5 separate regions of the Homo sapiens genome follow, and regions 2, 3, 4 and 5 are each linked to region 1. A link is a loop called in an ENCODE intact Hi-C map of the cell type or tissue named here. Cell type or tissue: heart right ventricle. All regions are shown on one strand. Each heading gives the region's core, and the rest is flanking DNA. Links, peaks and the distances in the headings are about the cores only.

Region 1 (6,375 bases), core at 639-5,638:
TTCCTAGATACACCAAATCAATTAGCCTCCACCTGTTTATTTTTCTCATTCATTTTCATACCCAGATATTTTACTTCACAGTGGTAGTCTCAATTGGTAATTATGTGTATTTATTTATTAATTATTTATATCTCTCCCAACTAGACTCCCAACTCCCAATTATACCTTTTGCTCTACTTTTAACTCTTATCTGAGGCCCCAATACTTTTGTGTGTTTTTCTTCATTTTAAGTTAACCGATTTGATTGTCTTTTTTTGTTTGTTTGTTTTGTTTTCTCCACTAAACTGTGAGCTACACTGCTGGGCCTTTTTTCTTTTTTTCAATTTAATGTATCACCAAATCTTTGCAGATAGTAGTTACTCAATAAATGATGATGATAATTAAATTGTGCCAGTGTATATACCTTGGTGGTCCTAGGTCCCATTGCCCGGTGACTGAAAGAACACAACATGGGAAGCAATAAGCTTCTAGAGGCTTGAATATGCATGTTTTTAAAATTGTATGCAGTATACGCCTGTACATATGGGATAGTTGGGGCTCAGGACACATCATCCCAAAATATGACCATAAGAAACATATGCCACCTCAAAATATACTACTCTGGCATACTTTAAGCGGAGAACTGCAGACACGAGAGGAGTACCCCTGAAAAGCTGTTAACACTGAAAATTTGTGTGATAATAAATTTATATCCATGAAGGAAATCTACATTAGTAAAAATATCTATATCTAAAGGAGGGCTGCTCTGAGAGACCTTTTATTTATTATTATGCATAATAGGACAACCTTTATTCATTATACATTTCCTCTTCTCATCTTTCCATAACTTCTGTGGTCCTCATCCTTCCTCCCCATTAGCAGCTTCAAGTTCCTATTACTTTCTATAGCTCAGTATGCTAGATAAGCTTCAATCATCTGACCCTTCTTCAAGTCTTACATTTTGTGGAACTCCCATATGCTATGTAGGTAATTTAAATGGTTTTTCTCTTGTTAATCTGCCTTATGTTAATTTAACTTTTTGCCCAAACAATCCAGAAGTGTGGAGGGAAGCCACTTTTTCCTCCCGTACAGGAGAGTACACATCTGAATTTTAGAACAGTATGAATTTCATGCAACTTCATTCTTTTAAATAAAGTTAATTCTCCAAATGCAAAATCATCTGTGATTTAAATTTTATGCTTTCCTAACTCATTTTATGTATGTTAATTTACATATTATGCACAAAAAAATAAAAAAAAACTCCTATCACGTGTCTTCATTTTTGTTCCAGAACTGTGGGCACGTTATGTATGCCAGCAAAAGGGAATTCAAGTAACCAGATTAGAAAGGTAATTAAGAATGCAGTTGAGCAAGATACTCAGTCCCCAGTCCTATGCTGGAGTAAGGTATGGTAGAGAGAGAGAAGAGAGGTGGGCAATAATTGTAAGTTCAGTATCAGAAATAGTGGGTTTTGGAGAGGAAGGAGTTTTCGAATGTCTGATAGGAAGCAGCCATTTATCAGCTTATTTGACCCTAGACATGTCAATTAAACTCTTTAGGTTTCAGTTCTTTTTCCTTGTGGATGAAAGGACTAAACCCCATTAGAAATACTTTCCTGCTCTATGATACTTTGATTCTTACTTTCTCCGTAATGGTGGGAAAACAAGAAAGAATAATCTGAGAAAAAAAGGATAGGAAAAAGATAACAATTATTAAAGATAGAGAGATGCAAAAAAGAGACATGATTGCTGGTTATGAAAGGAAAAATATTTTAAAAAGTAAGAATTTAGGTCTTCATTCATCCCCCTCTGAGTTTCTTGAACAAATATTTATACAGTGCTAGTCAATACTTACGTAGCACTGACTACATGCCGTTTTAAGGGCTTTATAAATATTAACTCATTCAACAAGAATATAAGTTTTACTATTATTCCTATTTCATTGCTGAGGAAATAGGCACAGAGAGTTTAAGTAACTTAATCCAGGTCACATAGCTGGTAAGGGCCAGAGCTGGATTTCAAACCCAGGCAGTCTGGATCCAGAGTTCATGCTCTTGTAATGCTGATTTTACTGTTAGAATTTGCCATACATTTTCCTCAGTGAAAACCCCCACATCAAAGACAAAAACTTATTGAACTGTAACAAGTATAATAAATCACTCCAGACATATTTAGGCTAACACATACCCTATTTGTTTCTGTGTAATTACACTTTCTCAAGAGCCTGCCACAATTGGTATCACTGTTTTCTTATGAACTCTTCAAGCAAGACTAATGCAAAAGGGAGAGGATTGTTCTTTGTTCAGCTGCAAACCAGGTGGCACAAAGCACAGAGAAGAAAGCCAGGCTCCAGAGAACGTGTGAAGGCAACCAACTCTCAGAGACACTTGCATAATTAGTCAGAAAGCATTTTCCTTCAAATGACTGCAATTTTTAAAAGCGCTATCCCATTTTTCTCCCATCACCCTAATTAAAAAAAGACAACAAAAAACATACAAAAAAACCTTCCCCAAAGCAAGACTACTAAAATAAAATGGTCTGGCTGTGAGCAAACATTTGAAGCTTAAGTGTTATGTTGACCTTGTACTGCAGGAGGCAGCATCTCATTAATAAAACAATGACCATGTGTTTTTGTTGTTGTCCTTGAGGTTCTTTTTATGTTTGTTTCAGTATTGTGAATAGGACTGTGATTGTCTCATTCTCTAATATGCTTGATTTCTATTCAGAAAGTAAACAACTGAAAGGTTTTGTAAAGGGGTTAGAACCAGTGATTGTTGCTGATTTACTTCTGTGAAATTGAGTCCCTTTCCTTTTCTATTGTTTGTCTACTGTTAAATTTAATTTCTTGTGCTCACAATTAAAGTTTAAAATATTAGAGTCGGAGGAAGCTAGGAGATCATTTCTCTTGATTTAATTCTCTGATTTTACAGATATGGAAACAAGATCAGAGTGGTTAAATGGCTTGTCCAAGACAGCTAGTGGCATAGCCAGGACTGGCTTTTCCACTGCAGGTTCTGTGCTCATACCAAGCTTCATTGTTTGATCAGTCTGGAGTTGAGCCTCTGTAACACCCTCTTTTCTTTTTCCCAACCAAACACATCCTTCTTCCACCTCATATCCCTTTATTTTCTTTCATCCAATCCAATTTATTTTAGTAGGAGATTAACAATGAGTACCTGTGAAGTTAATGTTGATGTCTAGAGGGTAATTCAAACTTGCTGAACTTCAAGCAATGAAATGTCTTGGGAGCCATCCATCAGAGGTGCTTTGAGGCTATGCTTGCAGAGAGAGAAGTCCCGACTGCTGGAAGCTAGGGCTTCCTTTATTCCAGGGTATTGCAGTGATGTCAGTGTGTGTTAGAACTTAGCATTGTGCCTCTGGTCCTGCTGCACTGACTCTCCCCTCCCCCCATCATCTTTTTATATTTTATTTAAATATGCATGAATTTCTATTAAAGTCTCTCTTCTTTCTTAAGAATTAAAATTGGTATCTCAGGATAGAATCTGTACTCTCCCACTCCCTAGAACCCCAAAGCGTTCCTGGATTTTCCTGTATTTGCTTCTTTCCAAAAAAAAAAAAAATCTTGCATTTTGCCCATCAAATTTCATTTACAACACCCCGGTCCATAGTAATATTTCCTTCCTTTACCCTAGAACATCTGTATTGATAGCTCTTGTCTTACTATTGTTAAAAGAAAAACTTTCATCAAATTAAATTTATCAGAGCTTAATTGAGCAAAGAATAATTCCTGAACCCACAACCCTCAAAACGAGAACAGGTTCGGAGAGCTCCAGTCCACAGTGTGGTCAGGCAGCATTAATAAACAGAGGAGGAAGTAAGATGCAGAGATAGCTCTCCTGGTTACAACTCGGTGTTTGCCTTATTTGAACAAGATCTGATCAGTTGTCCACCTGCAATTAAGTGAAGCTCAGCTGTTGTCACTGGCTGAGACTCAGGTATTGTTACAGGAGTACTCCTAAATTAGGTCTTCTGTTAGTTTATGTGCTAAGTGAGGCTGCAGTTTGTTATGAAAGGACTCACATCCTCAGGCCAAATTTAGTTTAACACTACTTAATGTTCAAAGTCTGGCCTCTCCAGCTAGATGATAACCTATCCCAGGTTATTTTCACATCCATTTTGCTGTGGAAGATAGGCATCTATCTAGGGGATTAGCTAACTCAAGGCCCAGCCCCTCTCCTAATCCTTGCCACCACAATAAAAAGGATTTTGTGGCTAATTTGATTTATCAAATTTCAGGATGCTGATTAGGCCACATTTGCCAAAGGGTTGATACTCGTTTAAAGGTTACCTATGGATATGACCCTTTCTTCTCTCTTTCTTCCAAGTGGCTGGCAGGCAGGCTGATCCATAGGGCAGTCTGGCCACCCACCTTACTCTCCTCATTTAAAAAATCTGGGGTAGCTGCCTGATCATAAAATTTAGATTTGGGGCTAGGTAGAAGGAAAAATCACTCTTTAATTCTTGAATCCAATTAACATAGAGCTCCACGTTGGGGTTTCAGGCTGTGCCAATATCAATAAAGTGTTGTTTGATTTTGCCTTTGCTCCTTTATGTCTCCATGAGATCCTTAAGGAGAGATAGTATGCCTGATACTAATATAGGATTTGGGTATTTCTACACAGTTTTTTTAAGTGAGCACATTAAAGATTTACCTTTTTAATTAGCCCTAAGTGTGATAAATCTGGTTCAAAGGAGTATACTAGAGAACAAGTGTAGTCACTGAAAGAATAAATATTGAATGAAAGATTGCTAAGTTAGGTACAATCTAGTCAATGTCCTCTAGAGCAAGTAAATATAATATTGGGAGTTATCTTTTTTTTTTTTTTACCTGACAGGAGTCATTTGGATTTACTATATAACATCTCTACTAATCTCTAGGAGACAAAATTTATTTTCATTGTTATTTGTCAAGAATCATTTGCATCATTATAAGTTTTCTTAAAAAAATTATTTTAAGTTCCAGGATACAAGTGCAGAACGTACAGGTTTGTAACATAGGTAAACATGTGCCATGATGGTTTGTTGTACCTGTCAACCCATCGCCTAGGGACTTCTCCCTAACTCATTTTATGAGGCCAGCATCATCCTGATACTAAAACCTGGCAGAGAAACAACAAAAAAACTTCACATCAATATCCCTGATGAACACTGATGCAAAAATCCTCAATAAAATACTGGCAAATCAAATCCAGCAGCACATCAAAAAGCGTATCCACCAGGATCAAGTTGGCTTCATTCCAGGGATGAAAGCCTGGTTCAACACAGGCAAATCAGTAAACATAATTCATCACATAAACAGAACTAAGGACAAAAACCACATGATTATCTCAATAGACACAGAAAAGGCCTTCGATAAAATTCAACATCCCTTCATGTTAAAAACTGTCAGTAAACTGGGTTTTGATGGAACACACCTCAAAATAATAAGAGCTTTTATGACAAACCCATAGTCAATATCATAATGAATGGGCAAAAGCTGGAAGCGTTCCCTTTGAAAACCGGCACAAGACAAGGATGCCCTCTTTCACCACTCCTATTCAACATAGTATTGAAAGTTCTGGCCAGGGCAATCAGGCAAGAGAAAGAAATAAAGAGTATTCAAATACGAAGAGAGGAAGTCAAAACTGTCTCTGTTTGCAGATGACATGATCCTATATCTAGAAAACCCCATTGTCTCAGCCCAAAAGCTTCTTCAGCTGATAAGCAACTTCAGCAAAGTCTCAGGATACAAAATCAATGTGCAAAAATCACAAGCATTCATATACATGAACATTATAAGTTTTTCTACAAGTCAACATCTACCCTCATTGAGTGGTAAAATACCCTAATCAATAGTAAATTGTAAATCAAACAGAGGCAAATAATTTAGAGAATTGAATAATCTTTGAATGTGTGTGCTACACGTGTGTGTGCATGACTTGAAAGAAAATGTAGTCATCCTTTTGCCTTTTTCCAAATTTTGGATATTTTTTTCCTTAGCAGTCCCACATTATAATCATAAATAATCTCTAAAAATAATTCTTGATCTCCAAAAAAAAAAAAAAAAAAACCTGGTCTTTGGCCCGGTTCATTTACAAAGATATAACAAGAGTATAAACTAATATACTTAGTTTATGTCACCTTATAGTATGGTCAGCAAATACAGAGATTAGAGTGCTAAGCAACTACCAAGACCAGAAAATTCTGCAGATTTCTTAAGAAACCAAGATTGTATTTTGAATAGGCTCTCTACAGAAGTTTAGAAACATTGTATTAACAAAATTTTAAGCATATGCAGAAGTAAAGTTGATCCTGTAATAAATACCCCTGTACTTGTTTCCCAGCTTCAATAATTATCAACCCTTGGCTCATCTTATTTTTTCTATAGTTGCCCTCT
Region 2 (5,000 bases), core at 1-5,000, 710 kb after region 1:
AATGGTTAAAAGGAAAACTGCCCACTTCCCACTGAGATATGAAACATTCAAGTTCTGGCTTCCATGGCAACCCCAAACTCCAATTTTTATGTCACCAGCCTCATGACATTGCTAGAAGCTCTGCTGGCTTGCCTCCCAAATAGCTGCACCCCTCTGTCTGGATCCTTCACTTCTTACTCCATGCCAATAGTCAGTAAATCATGCTATGAAGGCAAGAACAATTTGCAGGATTTTGGCTCACCTTTCTGAGGTTCTCTTCTTTATGGGAACCTAGTCCCTCAGAATTGTGTGCTTTGCCTCGATAGCTTTTTTGTACCATTTTATTGGAATTACATCAGTAAAATAGACCATTAAGGTAATCTACTTTTCCAACAACTAATCTGGTCCTCTCTGCTCTTTAGAAATGTTCATTAAATTTTGTCACTTAGAAGTCATTATTGACCTGCTAATAAAATTGAGCTTTCATCAGGGCCAGGCAATGTAGGCTAATGTAGGCAAATACTTAAATTGAGATATTCCTGAAGGCAAATACGGATTTGCTCAGTAATAAGGAGAATCATCTGGGACCCCAGCAAGGTAGAGAAACTGCATTTGAGAATTCCACATTAAACCCAAGACTCTTAAAGGGGTGCTAAAGTGATTTTAGGTATGTAGGACCCCTTGGCTCCCTACAAAAATATATATGGATACTTTTGGAAGGGAAGCATCACCAGTTAAGGGCCATGAGATTTTATCAGATCAGATTCAAACATGGAGCTTACAACCAGGATCACTAATTGCACAAAGAAACACCATGAGTTTGAGTTAACAGAAACAAAAATATAACTTTCTAGATCTGTAAAAGGGTTAAAATATTTAAATTAAAATTTAATTTAAAAATTTACATATTTAAGGAAAAATAATAGCAATGAGAAAAGACATAACTGCAGAGCAGCTAAATGTAACTTTTGGAAATGTAGTCAAGGAAATATTAAATAGCATAGTAGACTACTGAAGAAAGAATTATTAAACTGGGTAGAGAAAGATCGGAAGAAATTATCCAGAAAGCAACACAGATGAAGAATTGGGAAGTATAATAGATTTTAGGAGATATAGAAAAATGAGTCTAATGTACATGATATATGTAATCATAGTTTTAGTAGCAGATAGAAGACAAAAAATACTTAGGTGAAGCCTAGTAAATGGAAAGAAACTCACACGTAGATACAAAATAGTGAAACTACACAACACCAAAGATATACACAAACAAAAATCCTAAGGTCTACCAGAGAAAAGACAAATTTCCTTTTCAGAAAAGGCAGTCAGGCTGAGAGCAGAGTTGTCAGAAATACTGGCAGTCAGAACACAGCAGAATATTTTCTTCAAATTTCTGAAACAATATGGTAACCTAAAATTTTGTGCCTGGCAGATGCATCTTACAAGAATAGGAGTGAACTAAAGACAATTTGAAAGAAGTCAAAACTTTACCACCCGCCAAATCTTTACTAAAGGAATTTATGATGGATATATTCTAGAAAGAATATATGATGGATATATTCTAGAAAGAATATATGATGGATATATTCTAGAAAGAATATATGATGGATATATTCTAGAAAGAATATATGATGGATATATTCTAGAAAGAATATATGATGGATGTATTCTAGAAAGAATTTATGATGGATGTATTCTAGAAAGAATTTATGATGGATGTATTCTAGAAAGAAGAAGAAGAAGAGAAAGTTTGAGATCTAATGAAAATGTTAAACAAATCTGAAAACCATGGGTCAATCCAAACAAACATTAAATTCATAAATAATAGTATTTCCAGATTTGTGAATAGTTTTTATAAGATTTTTTAAGGACAGAACTAAAATTTCAGACAGTAATAATACGTAATTCAAGAGATGAAATATAAATTTAAGTGTTCTAAATCCATGTGTAGCTCAAAAAGGGGGTTCAGATGAGGAAACTGAGGGAAAAGAAGGTTAAGTAATTTGCTTTCTCTGGGTCATGCAATTAATCCTGAATACTTTCTTTTGTCCTAATGACTTCATACTAGAAAAAAATGAGGATGACAAATTGTCATAATTTAAAACTAGGATATTTTGGGTTCTGTCCTTGGGTGGGTACAAGATAATGGAAGGGTTTGGTTTTCTCTTCCTGTTTCTTCGGTTAAGTAATAACATAAAAAATATTGAATAACCAACATGATAAGATCAAGAAGCTGAAAATTATGGTTAGGGCAGACCCTGGAAATATCAGATCAAGTGATGGAACAGCCTCATATTCCTGTGTCCTGATCCCCAGTTTGTATGACTTCACTCTAGAAGAAAGAGCAAAGGAGCAAAATGTAAAAGGGAAGGAATGTCCACATAAGATACCACATGGGCAGGTGGTAGGAATGAGAGCCACAGGCATAGCAAGAGCCCCCTTCCATTCTTGCCATCAAGTGCATAAGGCATTTCTATCATGATCATTTTGGAGTGGATTTTGCATTGTGGCATCTTTAGACAGCTGTCACAGCACAGCTAAAAGTTTATAAAATAACCTATATCCCAGGCATGCTGAATCCAACTAATTAAATTCCTAAAGTTCAGCCAAAAGAGACAAACACATCTATCAAGAATCAGAGAGCCTAAAGAGATTACAACCCTCCCTAATCAGATGGGCCCTTCTGCTTTAAAATCCTTGCTTCCCTGTTTGGGTTGATGGAGCTAAGTGGTTGTGACATGTTTGATGCAGTTGACTGTGATGCATCCTGGTTTTCCATAAACTCCATGGAAAGAAGCTGGGAAGAGCCCCCTCGTGGCAAAGAGTGTAAGCAAATGGAATCAAATGAAATGTGAAGAGAGTCTGAGGAAACATGTAGCAGCAATAGGCAATGAGGCGGAGGGAAAGCGAGTATGAAGTAAGAAGAGGCATACAGAAAGATAAATACCCTGTTTCCAGAGAGGGCTAATGAAATCTGTTCTTTGCGCAAATCAAGTAAACAGCGTGTCCTCTAGTTCAGTCAATCAATGTTAATTTTAAATAGCTGAAACACAAATTATTATGCAGTTACTAATATAAAATAAATGAACGAAATCACATAGGACTCCTTTAATAAAAGCTTAAAAGCAGGAGATTCAAATATAATTTGTATTTTCAATTTTGCTCTTCTAGTATGAGTCACTGACATTGTGGAGCTACCATGATATTATTCTGCTTTAAAAATTCCTTGAATTTATCGTTACTGTATTTGCAGTAGTCCTTTCCCGGATTCTTGTAAGTTTGGCTGCCGACTGCAGTGATAAGAGATATCTCTACACCTATAATCTAGACTCTGTTTTTCCTATACAAAATTTGAAAATATAGAGAACTTTAATCATGGTATTGTGATTCTTCTTCTTTGGCATTCTCTTTAGATGCAATTTCTGCTTTGGAAAAAATATTCGGGCTATCCATTTTCACCTGGGCATGGAAAAAAAGAGATGTCTTTATCAGACAAGCTGGTTCCTTTTTTGTTCCATTAAAATTAAACTGAGAGAGTTTTATAGCACAAAACAGATGGATTCACTTAAATAATTCCCCTGTAGTATTGTTTATTTTCTCTCTTTGATTGCCCAAAATTCCTTGTGTCTTGACACACATTTTCTCATGCCCTCAGGAACAAGGAATTAAAGGCCGAATTACTCAAAGGAGTTGGCATTTTAGACTTTATTTTTAAAATTATATTTTTAATTTTTTGTTTTTAAATGTTTTGATTTTAAGTATTTCACATTAGGACAGTTTGAATCATTCAAAAATTTATATTTCATGAGCTATGTCTTCTTCCTGGAATCTGCTAAAATTACTCAAATATGAAGTGAAGATAAACATTAATATACTTGAGAGAATGCATGTTTATCGGAATCTCTTCACTCATGGGTGAGTGTGTAAATGTGTGAGTGTGCGATGTAAAATTAGATGAGATTTTCAAAGGTTTTAACGGTCATCCCTCTAACTTTAGACATGATTACATTGAAAGCATTTTAGAAAATTTTAAAAACTTCCAAAGGTTATTCATCCCTATTCCTTAGACTGTCCTCTTTCTGTATCTGAAATAATTTATTTATAGTTTATCCTTTCTATAAAGAAAATTTGGTTATTATCTGCATTTATCTCCCTATCTTTTTGAAGACCGATACGGTCTTCAAAATATGCATGCACATCCTAATTCTTTCTGTTTTTAAACTTTAAGTAAACTAAGATAATGCACACTAGGAAAAATAGTAGTTTGGCTTTGGAAAAAAAAAAAGAGAACTTATACTTTTATAACTTTAGCTTCTCACCTGCAGAATAGAAATATCCATGCTTCTCATGATTGTTGCCAAGAGTTACACTTTTTTTATATTTATTTATTTATGTATTTTTTGTGAGATGGATTCTTGCTCTGTCGCCCAGGCTGGGGTGCAGCAGTGGTGGGATCTCAGCTCACTGCAACCTCTGCCTCCTGGGTTCAAGCAATTCTCCTGCCTCAGCCTCCTGAGTAGTGGGATTGCAGGCATGCACCACCACATCAGGCTAATTTTTGTATTTTTAGTAGAGATGGGGTTTCACCATGTTGGCCAGGCTGGTCTCGAACTCCTGACCTCAAGTGATCTGCCCTCCTCGGCCTCCCAAAGTGCTAGGATTACAGGCATGAGCCACCGCGCCTAGCCGAGTTATGCTTTTAAAAGTGTTCAAAATATGTAGACAAACACTATAGAAGCAGAGCTTCTCTCTTACAGGTTTATTTTAAATTTCATCCCAGGCAGTAAATTTGATGTCTTAAAATCTGCTTGTTTGTTTAAATTTAGTTAATCCGTGAGTTCCAAGAACTCTAATGGTTGTGTGAATTTTAAAATGTGTGTTTGAGAGTGAATTGCATGTATCTGAAGCAATCAGCTGGCAGCTACTAAAACTTAGCAATGAAAAAATCACTCTTCTCATAAATTGCCTTCAGAAAAAACAGGGTGTCAAGACAGAAATGGACAATGTTCTCATGGGCTTTGAAC
Region 3 (5,000 bases), core at 1-5,000, 460 kb after region 1:
ATGTTTATAAACCTCAAAATTAGAAGTATGCCTATATATTTTAAGATTTTTCCATTAATATGGTTTGTGTCAGTCAGCCCAGTAGAGTCAATGTTGACTTCATTGAAAACGTGTGTTATTTTATCTATCAAAAGAAAGAGTTTATTTTGGGATTAGGATAGGAGTTGTGTTTTTGAGAAAGAGTTATTGTTGTGAGTTATACTGTCCTGGATGTGTGAAGATAATCAATGCAACTATTGTATCATGCCTTTGCATTGGGCGATGGGGAAATGTCTTATGCTCCCGGAAGTGATGCATAACCCTACAGGTTTATGGTGAATTGTTTACTTAGCTGCCATATGTCTCCTCTTCAGTGGAGTCTTCCTGCTCCATTTCTGTGTGGTGTTTATATCTTCTTAAAAAAACCCTCAAATTGAGATTAAAAAATATTATGCTTATATTCTGCATTCATGTGTTTAATGAACCTCTGTGAAATAATTCTGAAGACCCTCAGAAAGTCCAGTCTCCTATTCTTGCACCTAAAGATGTGTTCCATTAATGTTCAAATGAAGATAATTCCTTTATATAGAAACTTGAATCCTTTTGGTAATTACCTATATATACTTTCATGATAGGTAGTATTTTTTATTAAAGGAGATTTTTTGTTGTTGTTTGTTTTTTTAGTAAGGCTACTATGGAATTGTTTTAACTTTGAACTGAGAATGTATGTTTGTGCTGTTATTGATATAAAATATACAGATTTGATCACTGAGAAAAAAGTCTAACAGATGTGCCTGAGTTGTAGTTTAGAGGAAGATGTGTTGTATGACAATCGTAAAAAATATTAGTTGACCATACCTGTTCATTGTGAATGTATACCACTGTTTTAAAAGAAGATGCTACCCATAGCTAATGTTACCCATTATCCATAAAGGCCTTTGATCAATCAACCTACCAGGTCTCAAATCAACACATTTTATCTGTGCATTAGTCCTTGTGCTAAAAATCAAAAATAATATACAGATAGATGTGACACAGCATTTGTCTCTGCAAAGTTTAGAGCCTAGTGAGATTAATGAGAAGTGAACATAAGAAAAAGGGAAGTCACAGTGAAATATCTTAGATAATGGAGAAATGCATATAATAACTTGGAGCAGGTTTTTAACCTGGCTCCAGGACTCATTCATCTCCTCTCTGAAATTGTATGCAGAACTTCATTTGTTCATTCTTAGGAGCAAAAAGTCTTAGTGTCATAGGTTTTCAGAAGGTCCTCAACACATAGATGGTTAAACATAAATGGCTTAGATTTTAAGCAACTTTACATTTTGAAGACATGGAGAATGTTTTTGAAAATGGAAATTACTTTGGTGTACCTTTACAGTCTGCTCTGAAACAAAGGTAAAATAATATTTCATTTAGGACATGTTACACTTCAAAATAGTACACTGATTGATTGTATTTATGTCGAGTTAGTTTATGACTGTAAATAGCTGGTTGCACTGATATTTTAAATGCTTAATTCTGAAAAGGCTGTAGTTAGTAGACTACAATTAGTCTGATTTTAGAGAGAAGGAAACTGAGAGTTAGCTATATGTGTGAAGATAGCCCAAGGCAAGATGGCTTTTGTCCATTTCCTCTTTGACTTGACTGTGCTACTGAGGAAACAGTAGGAAAGGAGTCAGGCTGCTAACTTTAACCCTGGGTATCATTTGTAATTTTTCCCATGGAGCCAACTCTAAATTCTCATTCAGCATTAGAAGACTGAATAATCAGATTGAGTGTCAGATGTGTAAATAACACAAAACTTGTTAATACCAGGTAGCCTCTGGAATGAATTATTCTTGACTTTGTCACGTAAATGAATATCAGTTGCACTGAAAAGTCTAACTTTGTGGAGTCTTATCAAACAAAAGTATTTAGCAGTGGCTTAAATATTGAATATTTTTATTTTAGATTTTCAATATGTTTATTTTTGTATGTTCAGGATTTCCAAATTCAAGGCAAAGCATAATCTGCAGATTGTTAAGGCATTTCTTCATTAGCAAAAACAGCTGGTAATTTTTTTCACCTGTTATTTTGCAGTGTTTCCTTAGAATTTCATTAAAATATAAGTAAATAGGGTATAATATCAGAGGAGGTCATGAAGAACATTACCATTTCGAAGATGGAAAGCTATTTGAGAGAAGTCACAAACTAAGCAATGTCTGTGTTTTTGATTTGATTAGAGCTGTCATTTGTTATTTAGGAATCTGTGAATGATTATTAAAGCTTTCAAGTATAGCCAGTCCTGCTAACATAATAATAATATTACATTAAGGGCACTCATGTTCTTTCCTCCTGAGAAGATGACTGGTTACAGGGGGCACATATTGTTTGCTGAAGTGTGTGTATGTGCATGTGCATGTGTGTACCTGTATGTGCATTTATGATTTGTGTGTGTGCATGTGTGATTTTCCCCTGGCAGAAAATTGCTTTGGTTGTATCAATTTAGTGAAGAAACAGTGTCACCCAGTGGCTTTGATGAAAACAGTCCTATAAACATTATAGATAAGCACTGTCCAGTAGAAATACAACACAAGCCATACATTTGATTTTACATTTTCTAGAGGCCATACACACCCAAGAAACAGATGAAATGAATTATAATAATATGCTTTATTTAACCCAGCATAGCATGTCAACATGTAATCGGTGTAAAAAAAATGAAATATTTTGCATTCTGTTTTTTTGTGAGTCTAAATATCTTGTGTGTGTTTTACACTTAAAGCACATTTCAGTTTGGCCTAGCCCCATTTCAAGTATTAAATAGACACAGGTGGCTAATGGCTACCATATTGGACAGTGCAGCTCTATATTTTTAAAGATTTGTAATATTTGAGATACTAATGTCACCTCTTCAGTTATAATGAAAAGTCTTTGTAGATTTAATAACAATATACAGTCTTTAAAATTATATGTGTAATCTTGATAGCTCATTTTTGTACCACTCTAATAGTTGCCAAGTCTATTTGCCCTTTTTTCTTCATTTCTCATTATTGCATTTATTTTAAAATATGATTATTTTCATCGGAGGGGGAGATTTAGCAGAGTTCCTTAATAAAAGACCTTTATATTAACCTGATTTATAACACAGTATCAATATTTCCAGTTAATTATGAATTTGCCTTTAGGAGTTTGGTATGTAACAGGGATTGCTTATGGATACACTGTAAACACAACACATGTTCATGATGATTAGTCTATAATTGGGTTATCTAATGTCTCTTTAGAAATGAAAGTGCTTATGTTTGTAGGTCATTATCTTTGTAACTTAGGAAACTAAAAGTCACAAGCCTGCTCCTAGCTTTAATGGATGAAAATTGTAACAGTGTCTGTAAAGGGCTAACTTTTCACTACTGTTTATATAAATACCACTTTCATGGAAACACAATGAAAATGGTTCATTCTGTGTATAGAGCAGATTGGAGATTTTGATAGTGTGGAATTTTTAAAGTAGGAATTTAGATTAGGTGAGTTTTGGAGCCATTTTCTGAGTTCACTCCGGTTTGCAATTTCAAACTGATTTCAGATGAAAAAGTCTGGAAATGTTTAATGTCATGTCCTCTCCATCACCTTTCCTTATACTCTATGAATTCGTTAACAATAGCCGTAATTCCAATTCTACATCAAGAAATAAAGAGAAAATTATATATGGCATTTTACTTTATATATAGATATATAGATTAACTTTTAAAAATACATTTATTATGTGTATAACGTTTATATCTGTGTGTGATGCTTTTAGTGATTGGGACAGGGTATATTACTTATTTTTACACTGCAGATTAATATAGACAGATTTTATATCATAGATACATAGATTTTCACTTACTAGAAATTCTAAAAAGATCAAAAGGCAATAGAATCATGGTATACAAAGAAGCACATTTGGACAAAATGAAATAATGTGGATGCTGGCTCGCTTCTGGTAAAAGCTGACTTAATTTAGAGTTCTTGAAGAAGCTAGCTGAAGAATGAAATGTCATTGTAACACACATCTGTTTCTTGAAAGAGTTTATACTTGAATGTAACTAGTCACTGTTAGCTCTGGCTAATTTTGAAGTTGATTTAAATTAATATAGAGGTTGTTCTGGTACTTTTTTTTTTGGTCAGTCTTTTTCTGTTCTCCATCTCTATCTACATGCACATTTTCTTTCATTTCATTTTCTTTTTACCTAATAGAGTCTTCTCCCTCCGAATGTGTTTAAAATTTTAAGGAATGCCATTCTGTCTCTCCCAGTACCTTGTTAGAATATTGAAATAATTTTATGCAAGAATCTTGTGGTTTTGGTTTAATAGGATTTTAGTAAAAATTTTCCATCTTGTGAAGTAAGTTTAAATAACTGAATATTTATGCTATGTCTGTGGCAAGTGTTTCCTCCTCTCCAGGTATAAACCACTTAAAGAGACCTAATGGAAGTTTGAAGTCATAGAGATATTATTCAGTGGGTAATGTTTAATTCTGTGGCAACAGTTATACAGCTATGTGGAATCAGCATCCTTAGCCCATTTTTAAGCTAGCATGAACACAAATAAATGAAATAGTTTTTATTTTTATCGTATTTTAGAGATCCACTTCAGAAATGCTCTTTAGTGAGCAGTGTTTGTCCTCGTGATATGAAACATCCCCTTGTTTGGGAGTTATTATTTCAGGGTCCAGCCTCAGCAGCAGTCTCTCAGGAAGTTTGGAAGGGAGAGAGCCTGCTGAACTGCTTATGCTGTATTGAGAATTTGCTTTCTAGTCTCAGGAACTAAGGAAGTCAGATTCAGATTAAGACAATTTTTATTATAAAAGGAATCAAATTTTTGTAGCTTCCTTTTCTCAGCCATAAGCATTTCATTTAGAAAATTCTGGCCCAGTGTCTTGCTTATTGTAAGTGCTGGCTGGATGGTAGGAAAAATGGATGAAAAAGAAATAAAAGACTTTTAACCTGAAATATTTATCTCCCCATTCTCCTGAGGTTGAGGTAGTGACTAAGTTG
Region 4 (5,000 bases), core at 1-5,000, 700 kb after region 1:
TTATGTTGATTTGCAATTTAATTATAGTGGACATAAGTGGCTTTATATATATATATTGGTTATTTACATTTTGTTTGAATTGCCTATTCACTTCCTTTTTCAATTTTGTCCTTTAGTGATTTTTTAGAAGCTCTCTGTTTGGATATGTTTTATCTTCTCTGTGTGGCAAACATTTTCTCACAGACCATTTCCTCCTTTGCTTATGGTATATTTTCTTATGTAGAAGTTTTTATCTTCATTTAGTCAGATACATTAGGAATATCCTTGGCAGTCTATGAATTCATATTATTTTTAAAGGTTATAATTTCAAGATTATAAAATAGTCCCTCATATTTTCTTTTAATCGTACAACTTTATACTTCTGTTTTTTCTCTCTTTGGAGTTTATTTACTTACTTATATAAGTAACTATATATAAGTAATATAGTTACTTATATAAGTAACTATATATAAGTAATATAGTTACTTATATAAGTAACTATATATAAGTAATATAGTTACTTATATAAGTAATAAACTATATGTAAGTAATATAGTTACTTATATAAGTAAATATATATGGCCTCTGTGTTTTGTGCTCTTCGTTTCTGCTGTGAGGACAGAGTAATGACTCTGCTCTGATAGGCAGTTTGGCAGAATATGACAGATGTGCCACAGAATCCCAGAACTGAAATTTCTATTCCAACCAACAACAGGAAGAGAGACAGATTGTGAACTAGCACACAAATGGAGTTTTTTTGTGTCTATCTCGAATAACATTCATTGAATAACTACCATTAGCAAAAATATTCATTGAATAAACACCAGGTTCAAGTGTCACATTAAAATATTACTAAAAATAACATTTTATGGTATATTAATGTTACTTTTGGAGTGAAATTCCTAAAGAACATAGATGTAAAATGTTGAGCTCTTCATAAGGAGTGATATGAAGTTTTTCTTCCCCAGATCTCTGAAACTTTTTGCCTTTTAAAAACTAGTGTTCATCTTTTTAATTTCTTCAAATATGCTTGACCCTCCCCAAGTTCTAGCATTAAAAAATGGGCCACAAATGCAAAAAAGGGTGGCAGCTAGGGCACATTTTAGCAGAATTTGAAATAGGTGGTGTGAATTTTACTGTACTGAAATCCTAAAGAATCAGCCCAATTCATTTCTTAGTGAAAAAGTCCAAATTAATGCTTTGTGCCTTCAGATTCAGGCCTTTTCTTGCCTGATCTTGTCTTGGTTTGTGTCTCAGTCTTCAGGAACCAGTATTACTGTGGACATCGCCGTCATGGGCGAGGCCCACGGCCTCATTACCGACCTCCTGGCAGACCCTTCTCTTCCACCAAACGTGTGCACATCCTTGAGAGCCGTGAGCAACTTGCTCAGCACACAGCTCACCTTCCAGGCCATTCACAAGCCCAGAGTGAATCCCGTCACTTCGCTCAGTGAAAACTATACCTGTTCTGACTCTGAAGAGAGCTCTGAAAAAGACAAGCTTGCTATTCCAAAGGTAGGTAGTAATGACATACCCCTTAAAGGGTTAAACTATTTTTTTTAATTGTCTTCTAGGTCTCCTTCCTGTCACCTCAACTCCATCTGCAGATTCATATCAGTGACTCAGGCAAAATGTGTTGATCGTGGTGACAGAAGTAATAAATATTTAAACATAAAGACTTCTGTCCTTATACTTGATAGTTTTCTATACATAGAAAATTTATCTTTTTATGTTACCTCTTTTATTTAATCTTTCATGTTACTTGCAAAACGTTTTCTCTTCTATATGCCAGGCGCTTTTCTAAGGTGATAAGGATATTGCAACAACAACAACAAAACAAAGAAGGCAGAAATCCTTGCTCCTTTCTAGTGCAGATTCTGTTTAAAATTCATTGACTCCTAAAGCTAAAGGTTCTTTACTCTTTGATTCTCTTGAATGATATACTTCAAAATACCCTCCTGACTTTCCAATACACAGTTTTGAACCCAGAACAGTTTTAGTCAATTATAGATTATTTAAAGTAAAATATATCCTTAGTGATTTCTATAAATATATATTTTATATGTAAAAGGAAGAAATTACACAAACATTCTTTTTACATATATGGCATGAGTTTTATGAAAGTAAATTGTAGGAGGATCCTCACCCAGTTTAGATCTCAATATTAATTAAAAATAAGTCATATTAAAGACAAATCAGTGTCAGTGGTCTCTGGTATATTCAGCACAGTTATTTATTTAGTAAACAATCAGCTATCCCTTTGAGCTGGTGGTCAGTCAGTAACATCTGTGCTTCTGCTGTTGTGAGTCTCTTCTCTCAGGAATGTGATCTTCATAACTTTGTCAATAACATATTTACATAGTTTCCTTCCAATATGAAATTCCCTGATAAAGATATACCTAAGTATAATATGATAGTAAGGAAATGGAGAGAGAGATTAACTGGTTCCTTCAGGTCTCAAATTAGACCTGAGGTTAGTGACAGATTTAAGGCAAGAAATCTGGTATTTAAGAGTGTTTGAGTTTTCTCTTCCAACTGAATTACCTTCTAAGATGCACATTCAGATGTTTAAGAGACACTGGAAACTATTTAATATCAGAGCTATTCTTAAATCCCAAGGTGACATATAATTCACTTCTCAAAATTTTTTACCTTCTTTGGAAGAGCAGAATGTCTTTGTGAACTATGCCTATGTGGTTGGTTTATTAGGAGTGATTAGCCGCAGATAAAAGTGGGTTGTGGTTCTGTGTGTTATGACTGTTGCTGAAGTTATAGGAAAAAGACCTTCGGTTTAACTTTTTCTTTTCTTTTTTTCTTTCTTTCTCTCTTTCTTTTTTTTTTTTTTTTTTTTTTTGAGACGGAGTCTTACTCTGTTGCTCAGGCTGGAGTGCAGTGGCGTGATTTTCGCTCACTGCATGTTGGCCAGGCTGGTCTCAAACTCCTCGTGACCTCAAGTGATCCACCCGCCTTGGCCTCCCAAAGTGTTGGAATTACAGGCGTGAGCCACTGCGCCTGGCCCAGTTTAACTTTTAAGGTCAAGAACCACTTTAGAGTGTTGGTGCTCATCCTAGTGATCCCAGACTCTTGTCTCAGTGCAGATGATGCTACATGTCCTGTTTAGGATATGGTGGGAGAAGAAATAAGAAGGGGAACAGCAGGTTGGCCAGCAGCGTCTCCTATTAAGAGGAGTTGACACTGATGACATTACCCATATCTCTGTTGTCTAAGTTACATTAATCATAAGAGAAGTGGTGCATTTTATGAAAGACTTGAGCTCCTTTCATTTGTGAATGAAGATAATAAAGTCAATAATACTTGGGGGTATGACTGTGGTGCAAGGTGATATAAATTAATTCATGCCCCCAAACAAGTGACTTTTGAGGAAGAACTTCTCATAATAACTAATATGTGTGTATAGGTGTGTAAATCCTGTTGAATAAATATAACTATAAAATTATCCCAGAGGCAATTGACTCTCACTCCTATAATCACATATTTGTATAAGCATTGAAATAAAGACCCTAAAAGGTTGGTTATGTATTTATTTATTTATTTATTAGACAGACTTCTGCTCTTGTCACCCAGGCTGGAGTGCAGTGGTGTGATCTCAGCTCACTGCAACCTCCGCCTCCCAGTCTCAAGTGACTCTCCTGCCTCAGCCTCCCGAGCAACTGAGATTACAGGCACCCACCACCACGCCCAGCTAATTTTTGTATTTTTGGTAGACGGGGTTTCACCATGTTGGCCAGGTTGGTCTCAAACTCCTGACCTCAGATGATCCACCCGCCTTGGCCTCCCAAAGTGCTGGAATTACAGGCGTGAGCCACTACGCCTGACTGCTTATTTTTATAATATGCATTCATTTTGGCCAGAGAGTCTTTTATTAAATTTCTGAGCACTCAAATTTTAGATAGATAGGTGATATTAAACCAATGTAATTTAGTCAATTCACTTCTAATTAAAAGCTTGTTTCCTTCTATTATATTACATAAAATTTAAGAGATATAAAATATTCTGGGTAATGAAGTCAAGTCTCTTTCCTAGCGCCTGAGAAGGAGTTTGCCTCCTGGCTTGTTGAGACGAGTTTCTTCCACTTGGACCACCACCACCTCGGCCACAGGTCTACCCACCTTGGAGCCTGCACCAGTACGGAGAGACCGCAGCACCAGCATCAAACTGCAGGAAGCACCTTCATCCAGGTGGCATACGGCTCCTGCTGGTTTAATGTCTCTTAGAGAAGTTACTTGCCAAAAATGAGTTATAAATTACAGGAGAAGGAAGGCTAACCAATTACATTTGGTTGGAGGTCAGCTTTGAAGATGGAAAGGGTACATGGTTCAAATGCAGAGCAGTATAGGGGTTAACATCAGATAATTAGGCTTAACATCTGTTGTGTGGCCTTATATATAAGTGGAAAGAGTGACTTGATGTGATCTCTGCCATTGTGACCTTAGATGGGAAGGGTTAAGCCCAGGATAAAGGTAGGTAATTTTATCTACATTGAGATTCATACCGAGACCCTTAAATCAAAAGCATACAACTTGACATTTGCATTTGATATGAGATCCCCCAGCCCAGTCATTAGCCTCCCACAAGACCAGCTGTCTTAGCGTTGTACAAAAGACAAAAGAGCAAATCAAAAGTAGATCATCCTAAGAACACCTAGATATGTTCAAACATTTGGTAATTTAAACTTTTCTGAGGATATTAATTCCAATTTTTGAAAGCAACTTAAAAGCCAGAATTATCAAAACTAAAGAAAAGGTTATATTAACATCTAAAAAGAATCTTGAAGAAAATAGCTAAGGAAAGTGCATTTAGAGGGAGATACTGTGTCCTTTTCTATTTAGAATAAAAATATTATACTTATCTTACTTTATTCAAATTCATTAATTGTGAGAACATTTACCGTATGATTTCAGGTTTTTGAAACACATGTATAAGTTTTATCAATGACCTAATGAATGAAAAAATATCCACATCTATGTCGTATTATATGACAGCAATATCAGAAGTAATTT
Region 5 (6,375 bases), core at 619-5,618, 360 kb after region 1:
CTTCAATTTTTTGGCTCATATAAACAATGCTGCTATAAACATGTGCAAGTGTGTGTGTGTGTGTGTGTGTGTGTGTGTGTGTGTGTGTGTGTGTATGTACATATGTTTTCATTTCTCTTGGGAATATACCTAGGAGTAGAATTGCTGAGTCATTTGCTAACTCTAGTTTAATCATTCAAGGAATTTTCAGGCTATTTTCCAAAACATTTTACACTATTTTGCATTCCCACTAGCAGTGTGAAGGTTTTCAATTCCTTCATGTCCTAACATTTATTATCTAAATTTTTTATTCTAGCCATTATAGTGGTTGTAAGTGGTATCTGGTATCTGTCACTTTACAACTGTGATTTTGATTTGCATTTGCCTGATGACCAATGATGGCAAAAGCTAGCATCTTTTCATGTGGTTATTGATCATTGTTATATCTTCCTTAGAGAAATGTCTATTTAGATCCTTTGCTCATTTTTTAGTTATTTGTCTTTTTATTATTGAGTTATAAAAGTCCTTTATATATTCTGAATACAAATCCCTTGTCAAATACATAATTTGCAAAATATTTCCTGTCATTCTGTGGGTTGCCTTTTCACTTTCTTGATGGTGTCCTTTGAAGCACAAAAGTTTTACATTTTGATAAAGTCAAAATTATCTATGTTTTTTCTTTGTTGCTCATATCATATCTAAGAATCCTTTGCCAAATCCAAGGTCATGAAGATTTACTCCTATGTTTTCTTCTAAGAGTTTTATAGTTTTAAGTCTTATATCTAGGTTTATAACAAATTTTAAGTTAATTTTTATAGATGATATTAGGTAAGGACCCAAGTTTATTATTTTGCATGTGGCTATTCAGTTGTTCCTAGCACCATTTGTTGAAAAGACTATTCTTTTCCCATTCAATGGTCTTGGAACCCTTGTCAAAATCTATTGACTAATGACACATGATTTTATTTCTGGACTCTCAATTATATTCCATTAAACTATACATCTATTCTTGTATTAGTGTCACACAGTCTAGATTTCTGTTGCTTTATAGTAATTTTGTAATACTCAAGTGTGAAGTTTCCTACTTTTCTCCTCTTTTTTCAGGTTTGTTTTAGCTATTCTGTGTCCTCTGCAATTCCATATGAACTTTAGAATTAGCTTGTCAGTTTCTGCAAAGAAGTCTGGTGAGATTCTGACAAGAATTGCATTAGATCTGTAGATTAATTTGAGAAATATTGCCATCTTAACAGTATTAAGCCTTCTAATTCATAATCATGGGTTTTTCCCACTTATTTAGAGCTTCTTAAATTTTCAACAATGTTTTATTATTTTTAGAGTATACGATTTGCATTTATTGTATTTAATTTAGTCTAAGCATTTATTCTTTATGATGTTACTGTAAATGAAATTTTCTTAATTTCATTTTCAGATTGTTACAAATGAAGTCAATTCCTTTGGGAAGAGACTAGTAGCTATCTGCTTTGTGGCCTACCTCTTGCTTGGGCAAAACTTCTGGTCAAGGGCTCTAGAGCAGGAGGTGAGGACAATGGCACAATTAATTCTCTCTGGCTGACACCCTCTCTTTACAAGTTGAGTACTACGTGGAGGTGGCAGGCAGGCAGTAGCCTTTCTTCTCAGCTTGCTTCTTCTGTCATGGAACCACAACCTTATGAACTAGAGCGAGGTGATAGTGTCCCAGTGTTCCCATTGGCACTGCACTCAAGGTTAGGACCTCCATTACATGAGTGGGAGCTGGGCATTAGAAGACAACCCTCACCTCATAACAACACTCACCAGGAACTTAGCCTCAGCAACAGGTAGCTGGGGGCAAGATGAGAAAAGCTGACATCCTACTCCTCCCTGGAAGAAGGCCCTGTGCTCTTCGCTGCACCAGATTGAAGCGGAGTTTTTGGCTTGCTGAGCTGGGAGGAAGGAGAGAGGGAGTGGTCTTGGTTGAAATGCACCTGACTCCCACTTTTTTACAGGATTTTGTAGATTTTCTTAGATAGATGTTTATTCAGTTGTTGTATTCTTTTAGGACAATTTGCAGAGATTTCAAATGATTGAGTTTTTATAACTTTCACTAATTTCACAGGGGACCAGTTCTGCTAAGCTGTTCAAGCTGTCACAGTACTGTATGATAAGTATTTTAAAATTTTCTCGTTTTAAAATTAGGGTATATATTTTCCACTTCAAAAGATTATTGTGAGACTGAAATTAGTGTATGCAAAGTGCTAATAACAAATGCCTGCCACAGAGTAAGGTATTAATTACTGTTTCCTATTAAGGATTATTACTATTGTTGTCTTATTGATTATCATTATGATTCACTATCCACAGTGTAGTGGTAGGTTAAAAGCACAGGACCTCAATAAAGGATGTTAGGGATGTTATTTGTTTTGTTAAAATTTATTGTATTTTTTATAAAATGGAATGAGCACCCAAGAACCAACCTTCCTCTTTACTCTTGCCCCAAATAAAAACTAGCGACAATGACCTACATATATTTCTTTGGTTTTTCTCATCAACTCATTCCCTTTATCCCCAAAGGCAAGTGATCATTATCTTTAATCCAACTCATATTGGCTGACAAAACATTTCGAATTTTATATATAAAGTTTTATCGAAGTTTCTTTTGAAGATTTAGCCCAGGGGTTGCAAACTTGTGGTCCTTGGCCCTTATAAATCTATAAGTGATAATAATAAATATTTTGGAGCATTTACTATGTTCCAGGCACAATTCTTTGTTTATTAATTAATTTACTTATCATAATACCCTGTGAAGTAGGTAAGCCTGCAAAGCCTACATTTTTAACCTCACTGCTATTCTATTTATAAAAGATTGTATGCCTATGCCTATATTTACATATATGCATAGTGAGATTTTTCCCAACATGTGAATGGAAGTTTCCTCTGGGTAGTGGCATTTTCATAATTTTTACTTTCTCCTATCTGCATTTTGAATTTTCTGAATTTTGTTTTTTTGCAAAGAGCATGTATCATAATTAGAAAGAGTAAAACAAAAATTCTGCTGCAACTTTGCAGGCAAGAGCAAAGCTGAGTTAAGCTCTGTGATAAGCGACGCCTAGTGACGAGGGTAATTAACTTGAATCTTTGTATTACACTATTTTGAACTTTGCTCTGACTTCAATAGCATGTTTTATTATGTAAAAATTAGAAATCAATCAAAATATGTTCCATTAATATTATTAATTGTGTTTTGTGCCAAATGTGTTGGGGAGAATTCTGAGCTATGCACTTGTTTCTAGCTTTTTTTTCAAGCCCGACCAAAGCCTATTTTCTGAGTTCATAAGCACCTACAACAGTTCACCTTGAGACTGATAACAGTTCATCTTGAGATTGACTAATGTTCAAACTTAATTTCTGAAAGGAAGCATTCAGCCTGCTTGGGGGTTTCCTTGCTTTCGATGTGACATCAAACACCACAATCTTCCTAAATAGTTGAAGAAGGTGAGCTCTCCGAGACTCCATCTCAAAAAAAAAAAAAAAAGCAAGCTCTCTAGTACTTGCTTTTATCCTCTTCAAAGACCAAAAGGCTGAGTTTTATTAAACAAGAAAATACATAGAAAAAAATCATTCGTGTCTTTTGAACAGACTTCACAGAATATGCAGCTGATATACATATATTTTTTTTCTGGTTACACAAAAGTAACTAAGGCACAGTTTTGCTATAGGAGAATGAGATAAAATTGTACCTGATTCAAGTAATTTCCAAATTAAGATAAAATAAAACATCTCTTCAATTGTATAATAGCTGAGCCAAAGCTATTTAAAAATGTGATGACAATTTTTAATACTAACACCTCAATGAGTGTTTTAAATACTTGTAAGGTTTCTTCATTTATCATTCTCTCTTTTATTGGCTGATCTTTTTGCTAATGGGAAAAAAGAACTTGAACATATTTAACTTATGCTAATGTATATGCCTGTGATCCCAGCCCAAATTTGAAGGTTAAGTTGAGTAAGTGGTCATATATTATTAGAATACTACATCCAAGGAAAACTTTTAATTAAGCCTCCACTGAAATGCCAATTAATTTACCTATCAAATGCTGTTTTAAATTTGTGAGTGTCGAGGAGTCTGAAATACAAAGTAAGATGTACATCCTGAAATAATGTACAAGCAATCAGACTTTGGCAAAGAATATTATCAACATGACCCAGATGCATGAAATAGTGCTAATGACTTGCTAAAGATTTTAATCCAACAGTAAAAAAATGCATTTCTAAGGAAAAAAACCCTAAACTCTGCTAAGGTATTTTGCTTGCATAGTTCAAAACTGATAGTCCAACTTTTAAATAAACTTTTTCCCCAAACTTATTGCTAATTGAATTATCTAAATCCACAGAGTTAGTAAAGTTGTAGAACTGGGATTTCAATTGAAGGCTGTTTATAGGAGTAAAACTGTTGAAAACATCCTAAATGTTGAATACTAAGGGCTTGGCTAAATAATAAAAGGGAAAATAATGCAATGAAATATTATCCAGCTATTAAAGGCATTCTACTAACATGGAACTAGTGAGATATATATATATATATATATATATATATATATATATATACACACTATATATATATATATACACTATATATATATATACACTATATATATATACACACTATATATATATAGTGTGTATATATATACACACACACACAATAAAATAGGTAAAAGGGCATATTTCAATGCTGTAACAGCAACTTTTAGGGAGATGATATGTATCTTTTATTGTCTTCATTCCTCTTTTAAGTATTTTTTTAACCACAATTATATTAATTTTCTAGGACTTCCATAACAAAGTACCACAGTATGGGTGGCTTAAACAACAGAAATTTATTTTTTCATAATTCTAGAGTCTGGAAGTCCAAGATCAAGATATTAGCAAGGTTGGTTTCTTCTGAGGCCTCTTTCCTTGGCTTATGGATGGCTGTCTTTTCCCCATTGTCTTCACATGTCCTGCTGTCTGTATGCATCTGTGCCCAAATTTTCTCTTCATATAAGGATATTAGTCACATTACATTAGAGCCCATTCAAATGACCTAATTTTACCTTATTTCCTCTTAAAGACCTTATCTCCAAATACAGTCACATTCTGAGATACTGAAAGTTAGGACTTTAACATGTGGGTCTGTATAAGGGGGCACAAAATTCAGCCTCAATAACAACAATGTTCTATATTCCTTTTGCAAAGAGAAATACAAGAACTTCATTTCAATAAGATAAAAGGAATAAAAACAGCCCTTTCTCTCATTATTCCTACACAAAATTAATTAATTGTTCTTTTTGTTGGTGAATCAATCTTTTTGGGCTTTGGTTATTAGGAGTCTGTCCTTCCAAATTCTGATCAGTTTTATCTAACCTTTGAAGCTTTGGCCTAGACTTTATGTGGTGATGACATCATCAAGATACGCAACTGCAGGCATTTCCTAAGGCGGCTTGCTCAATATTTTTGGTTAGTTTTGGAGCTGTAACAGCTTCCTTAGCCAACAGACCCCTCATTTATGTTTTCTTAACAGATACAAAGATTTTAAATTTAATGTTAGAGAAAGCAACACTTCCAATCTGACACGTACAAGGAAACTACAGTAATTTCTTCCAGACCACAGCAAGTAAAAGGAAAAATGAATTCAAGGAAAGTTTTTCTGAAGCCAATCAAGACACGTTCCTTTACTTTGCCTGAATTTTCTAAACACTGTGTTATATAGACACCACTAACAGTGGAACCTTGAGAAAAAGATGGGAGAGTCTTATAATCATAGAACTCTGGAAACTTTCTGACCATAAATCTCCCCTTGGGAAGATATTGCCTAGTTTTTATTTAGTTTAAAAAAGTGTAGTAGTGACCAAGGAAGGGGCATTTTAAAAGGAAGAGCCTAAAGAAGTAGCAATGAAGGCAGAGAAAAATGAAGTGGGATAATATCTACTGAATTCACGAATGAAGTGGGAACCCCAAAAGGAGAGTTCAGATTTACTTACTATAACTGAAGACCCATGGACTACATTTATTTGCCTATTTTCTAATGTATGTTTGAAATAAAGGTCTAACATAAAACACCAAAGCATATGTTTTACATAAATTCACAAAATTAATTTTTATTATACATCTTTTCAAAAGAGTGCAGTTGGTTTGGGCAAAATAAATGGGAAAATATTTTTATAACACTCCACCAAAATCTTTTGTGTCTCCTCTTTTAATAACACATGCTAAGTCAAGATATTTCCAAGTCAGTTTTTCAGGGGACTTAACTTGCCTAATTATGAATAAAGAGATTTTGGGGGGGTTGGAAAAACTGAATATGCCAAACTTAATCATGGTTTCTTATACTAATTAGCAACTGGCTTTACATCCATCCAGATATGTTTATAATTTATA

What was found. Peaks named below come from ENCODE experiments on the same cell type or tissue, not always from the same donor. Only the 100,000 strongest peaks of a DNase experiment are listed, where the experiment ranks them.
Region 2: a loop joins it to region 1, with 4 times the contacts of the local background. A loop is called at or near these places in 5 of 110 quality-filtered maps.
Region 3: it touches region 1 in a loop (5-fold over the local background); 35 of 110 quality-filtered maps call a loop at or near these places.
Region 4: it touches region 1 in a loop (3.0-fold over the local background); 23 of 110 quality-filtered maps call a loop at or near these places.
Region 5: a loop joins it to region 1, with 2.9 times the contacts of the local background. A loop is called at or near these places in 3 of 110 quality-filtered maps.

What each region holds. Positions count from the first base shown.
Region 1 is chr12:19,913,307-19,919,681 of GRCh38, forward strand. No RefSeq gene overlaps it. Among named protein-coding and RNA genes, the nearest start is that of LINC02398, 98 kb to the right of the region's middle. In heart right ventricle, for the core only: a CTCF peak has its summit at 2,547; no DNase peak of the experiment used is centred there; H3K27ac peaks cover 787 bases.
Region 2 is chr12:20,622,134-20,627,133 of GRCh38, forward strand. The region is part of intron 5 of PDE3A (phosphodiesterase 3A); the gene reads left to right. Among named protein-coding and RNA genes, the nearest start is that of SLCO1C1, 71 kb to the right of the region's middle. In heart right ventricle, for the core only: a CTCF peak has its summit at 2,797 (motif pointing left); no DNase peak of the experiment used is centred there; H3K27ac peaks cover 392 bases.
Region 3 is chr12:20,374,703-20,379,702 of GRCh38, forward strand. All of the region lies in intron 1 of PDE3A (phosphodiesterase 3A), which reads left to right. Among named protein-coding and RNA genes, the nearest start is that of PDE3A-AS1, 6.9 kb to the left of the region's middle. RefSeq lists a silencer at 93-387. In heart right ventricle, for the core only: a CTCF peak has its summit at 2,491; no DNase peak of the experiment used is centred there; H3K4me3 peaks cover 4,923 bases; H3K27ac peaks cover 5,000 bases.
Region 4 is chr12:20,612,207-20,617,206 of GRCh38, forward strand. It overlaps PDE3A (phosphodiesterase 3A), which reads left to right. Exons shown (of 16, transcript NM_000921.5): 3 at 1,237-1,494; 4 at 4,024-4,178. Among named protein-coding and RNA genes, the nearest start is that of SLCO1C1, 81 kb to the right of the region's middle. In heart right ventricle, for the core only: no CTCF peak of the experiment used is centred there; no DNase peak of the experiment used is centred there; H3K27ac peaks cover 440 bases.
Region 5 is chr12:20,275,295-20,281,669 of GRCh38, forward strand. No RefSeq gene overlaps it. Among named protein-coding and RNA genes, the nearest start is that of PDE3A, 90 kb to the right of the region's middle. In heart right ventricle, for the core only: a CTCF peak has its summit at 3,072; no DNase peak of the experiment used is centred there; H3K4me3 peaks cover 473 bases.